2 separate regions of the Homo sapiens genome follow, and region 1 is linked to region 2. A link is a loop called in an ENCODE intact Hi-C map of the cell type or tissue named here. Cell type or tissue: heart left ventricle. All regions are shown on one strand.

Region 1 (2,500 bases), 200 kb before region 2:
GTGTGTGCCTGTAGTCTCAGCTCCTCAGGAGGCTGAAGTGGAGGACTGCTTGAGCCCAGGAGTTCGAGATCAGCCTGGGCAACATAGGGAAAATTTATCTCTACAAAAAAAAATTTTTTTTTAATCAGCTGGGTGTGGTGGTACATTCCTGTGGTCCCAGCTACTCAGGAGGCTGAAGGAGGAGGATTGCTTGAGCCTGGGAGGTCAAGGCTGTGGTGAGCTGTGGTTGTCCTACTGCACATTCCAGCCTGGGTGACCAAGTGAGACCTAGTCTCCAAAAAAAGGAAGGTAAAATTAAGATTACTAAGGGCTAAGAATTTTAATTAACATATGCAATTCAAACTATTAGAAATAATAAGGTAAAAGAAAACAGCTGTATATAAAAGTGTACAAATAAAGTAGGTGTATTTAATAGGAAAAGTATACAAGGTATGTATTTTCATTAAAGACAAAAAGAATAATTTTGTCTTAAAGTAAGTTGACTGATTGTTCCAGAATAAAAAAGGAGAAAAAGACTGAGACAAAAATTGAATGGATACAGAAAATTGTGGAAGGTGTGTGAAAGAGAAACTTTTTGTGTGGTCAAACTACTAAGGTGAGATAGGTTTTATATATAACAGCTCAATAATGTGCTGAGGTCATTAGAATTCTGTTTTCTCTCTGTTAAAAGGACAACATGTTCTTGGAGTGTTGATTTGCTCTTGATTATGAACGTTTTTTTCTTTACCTTTTAAATAATTGCCCAAGAAAACAAAGATTGTGTTGTATTGAGATAATTTTTTTTTTTTTGAGACAGAGTCTCGCTCTGTCACCCAGGCTTGGCTTACTGCAACCTCCACCTCCTGGGTTCAAGGGATTCTCCGGCCTAAGCCTCCCAAGTAGCTGGAATTACAGGCATGCGCACACCACACACAGAGGTGGGGTTTCACCATGTTGGCCAGGCTAGTCTCAAACTCCTGGCCTCAAGTGATCTGCCCACCTTGGCCTCCCAAAGTGCTGGGATTACAGGCATGAGCCACTGCACCCAGCCTGATGTTGTTGTTGTTTTTATTGTCTTCCCTGCAGTCCAAATTATGTTGTTTTTTAGTAGGTCTTCGATTATTTGAGAAAAATTAGTCTTCAGTATTTAAAAAAAAGCCAAGCTTTAACTACGTAACTTTCTGTATTTGCCTTTAAAATCTTTTATCACTTTGATATTGTTTCACAATGACTTATGATCCTTTTTAATCAAGTGTTTCAAACATTTTGACATTTTTGACAGCTTCTCAAAATTAATTCTAAATTAAGTGTTTTCCACCTCACATTAACTTTGGGAGTTTCCAGAAGTGTCCCTGGAATATTTCAAAATAATTTATTTTCTCTCCTTGTAAATGAGAAGTGTTAAACTAATTAGGCTTATTTGATATGTTAATTGCATGGAAGATGTTGTCAAATAATAAGTGATACTAATCCTTCTTTAAGTTATATGTGTTATTGATATGAGTATCCCAGGAAATGTGTAGAATTCCTAGAAATCTGATATATCCTGGTATATTGTTATCAGTCATAAATCTAATTATTATCTTAAGATGCTATATGCCACAAAACACCAAATTTCCTTCCTGAAAGCATTTGAATGCCACTATGATACAAAAGCACAAGAGATTCATTAGAAAAGGCTGACAATACAGCTTTCTGATAAGATCATACTATGGAACTGTGTAAAAATTTCCAAAACTGTAATGGGAAACTGATGGACTCATAAAACTGCTAATCCAATATCAAGGAAAACAAAAATTAATTATATGAGACTAAACTGATGAAAATAATTTTAATTTTTTATGAGTTTTTCTTTGAAGCATTGCTGGTTCTAAGAAATGTTTTATTTTCTAAATTTAAGGAGACTTTTTTTCTCTTCCCTTAACTGTCTACAATAACAATTTGATAAAATATATCTTTGTAGGCCAGGTGCAGTGGCTCACACCTGTAATCCCAGAACTTTGGGAGGCCGAGGTGGGTGGATCACGATGTCAGGAAATCGAGACCATCCTAGCTAACACAGTGAAACCCCGTCTCTACTAAAAATACAAAAAAAAAAAAAAAAAATTAGCTGGGTGTGGTGGCGGGTGCCTGTAGTCCCAGCTACTCGGGAGGCTGAGGCAGGAGAATGGCCTGAACCCGGGAGGCGGAGCTTGCAGTGAGCCGAGATCACGCCATTGCAATCCAGCCTAGGCGACAGTGAGACTCTGTGTAAAAAAAAAAAAAATCTATATATCTATATATCTATATATATATCTTTGTAAACAAAAATGCAACATTTATCTTTCTCTCCCTACCTGATTACTCCAGAATTTGGAAACTCTTATTAAATATTTTTATTTGCAATATGAGTATTATCATAGGTTCAATAAAAATTGGTTCTCATAACAGAACATAATTGGGCAAGTTCTTAGTTTGGCTTCTTCAAGAAGTTTTAAAATACCTGTTCTGAGATTTCTCATTATCAGACAGTTTTTGAAAA
Region 2 (2,500 bases):
CACTGCATTTCTTCCTTACAACCTTCCTGTGGCATTAGCATTAGGATTCCAATGCTACTGACATGAAACAGGCAGAAAAAGGAGGGATTTACCGGAAGTCACCATGGCTGGCCTGTGACAGAGGGGGACTCAAGCCCAGCTCTCTTTGATTCTAAAGCCGTTTCACTTCACAGGATTCCTCAAAGTCTGTCGTGCATGCCACTGGCAGAAAACAAGAAAATTTTCAGTGATATGTGGATGAAAAAGCTAAATTTAATTAGTTTTGAATTTATTTGAATTTTATATTGAATGAGTGTTTATTGGAATAAATAAATAAACCGTACATCAAACCAGTGATTTCATGGCTATTATTTCTTATAAGGCAGAGAAATTTTTAAGAAGTGAGTTGGTTTAGAGTGAATTAAACAAAAAGATTAAATAAATACTGGTAAAGGCGTATATGGATACTGCCAAACAGCTGATGGTGGGCAAAGAGTGAAGGGGGCAGGCTGCCCCGGCTGATGTTGCATTTGTGTTAGCTAGGTCATTGCGAGATAACCAGGTTTGCTCTTTAGGGAAAGAGCTGATCCTGGGAGCACTGGGGAGGGAGTCCTGTGTGCTTCCCACTGAACCACACTGCCCAGGGGCCTCTCCGTGGATCACAGATGCTCTCTCTTGCATGAAACACTAACGGCTTTAAGTTTCTGGAAGCCCGAGGGATGTGAAAACAGGAGGAGGGAACAGCAGAGCCCTTCACAGCTGCCTGTTTGACTTGTGAGCAACCTTGCAGAAGGCCCCTTCGTGCATTTTTTTTTCCTTCTGGCTCATACCGGACACACTGTTCTCAATTTTGAGTCCTGGGGAAAAATGTTTCACATTTAAAAAACACAAATATTGATTTTCTTTCCTTAATGTATATGCTGAACTTTTAGATCTCCTCTCCACCACCGCCCCCAGGCCTTGCCCCTGTTATAGAATGCCAAAGCTGCCTTTTTTTTTTTTCTGGTGGTGTTCGGGGGGGGACCCATCTCTGTTCCTGAAAAGTTACCTGTAGTGTATTTCTGCAGCTCTGCTAATGAGCGGAGAAGTGACACAGAGAAGGCGCCTGTGTTCTTCCGAGGAGCCCATAGAACTGCCATTCAGAGGTGGAGCTGAAAGGGCTGTTTCATGGGCCAGCTGCTGCCCAGCTAACGGAGCCTTGTGCCCTGAGCCCTGGACACAGCCCTGGCCGTCAGGGGGGTTGGGGTGGGGGGAGCAGTTGGTGAGGAGACCCCAGCTCACGTTCTCCTCGTTCACCTCCAGCATGGCACGAGGACAGCATTGCGTTTCTCACCGCTGGTCACCGTGGATGGCCCTTGTGTGACCCTGGGTGGTTTATAGGGAAATGGAACAGGTTCGTAGTTAGTTTTCATTCATTCCTTCATTTGCTTACCAGAGATCCTGTGCCAGGCACCATGCTGGGTCCCAGGGATTCAGTGGTGACTGAGACGGGCAAGCCCCCTGCTCGGAGGGAGCTCACGTCCTTGGGGAGACAGGTAACACCTTAATTACACCATTTTGGGAAGGGAGAGGCACCACCATCATCACACCTTGCAGCATCTCTGGAGAAGAATTCGACTTCAAAGTTGTAGCAGAAAAAGGAATCAGCAGCTTCAAGTGGTTTTTGGAATTGGGGAGGGCAGTGAATTAGGCACACATGAAATATAAGGGGAAAAAGTCAGAAGGCAATGCTCTTAACCTCCTCCTTCTCTAACACTGGTGCAAAGGGGAGTGAGGCCTGAGCTTTAGGCTTGGCTCTGCCCCTAAACTGGCTGGTGGCTTCGGGTAAGTCAGTGAACCTCTCTGGGCCTCAGTTTCTCCATCTGACAAATGGGCCAAGAGACTCAAATCTGCTGACTTCACAGGTTTGTTGGGTGAGCAAATGAGATAGAGTGATAGAATGAGTAACTGCCATGTCAAGGGTGGAAGGGATTGTTATAATTATTGCTAAAGAGTGTGGTAGCGGTGAGTTGGGTCTGCTGCACCCAGCAGTCGCTTTTTGTCTGTACATTTCCTTTTATTGAGGTATAATTTACACAGAGTGAAGTGCATAGGTCCCAAGTCTTAGGATTCTGCCTCCTGGAGCAATGACAATCCTTTAACTCCATTTCCACTTCTGTCCCCCTCTTGCCCCTCACATGGGGCAGGCAGATCAAGAACGACCATTCCCACTGCACCATGGCAAGCTGAGGCTCAGAGAGGTTAAGTCACCAGCTCCAGGTCACACAGCCAGTTAGGAGCAGAAGTGGCTTTGAACCTGGATCTCTCAGGTAGCCAAGCCCATGCTCTTTCTGCTCTATCTCATGAACTACTTGACCCAAATGCAAAGAAGGGGATCGTTCCTGCTGATGTTACTTTGTTTAGAAGGCTTTATCTTTGCCTTCTCTGTGCTGGGCCTGATGCAGAGTTGAATCCACTGGCTGACAGGTGAGGTGGGCCAAGCAGGGACCCACAGGGGGAAGAGATGGGCAGGGAGAAGCCA

Evidence for each region. Peaks named below come from ENCODE experiments on the same cell type or tissue, not always from the same donor. Only the 100,000 strongest peaks of a DNase experiment are listed, where the experiment ranks them.
Region 1: it touches region 2 in a loop (7-fold over the local background); 84 of 110 quality-filtered maps call a loop at or near these places.

Annotation. Positions count from the first base shown.
Region 1 is chr1:30,921,511-30,924,010 of GRCh38, reverse strand. No RefSeq gene overlaps it. Among named protein-coding and RNA genes, the nearest start is that of SNORD103A, 13 kb to the left of the region's middle. In heart left ventricle, no CTCF peak of the experiment used is centred here; no DNase peak of the experiment used is centred here.
Region 2 is chr1:30,724,579-30,727,078 of GRCh38, reverse strand. MATN1-AS1 (MATN1 antisense RNA 1) reads right to left here. Exons shown (of 4, transcript NR_034182.1): 3 at 1,028-1,344; 4 at 333-836. Among named protein-coding and RNA genes, the nearest start is that of MATN1, 2.2 kb to the right of the region's middle. In heart left ventricle, no CTCF peak of the experiment used is centred here; a DNase peak (open chromatin) is centred at 1,248.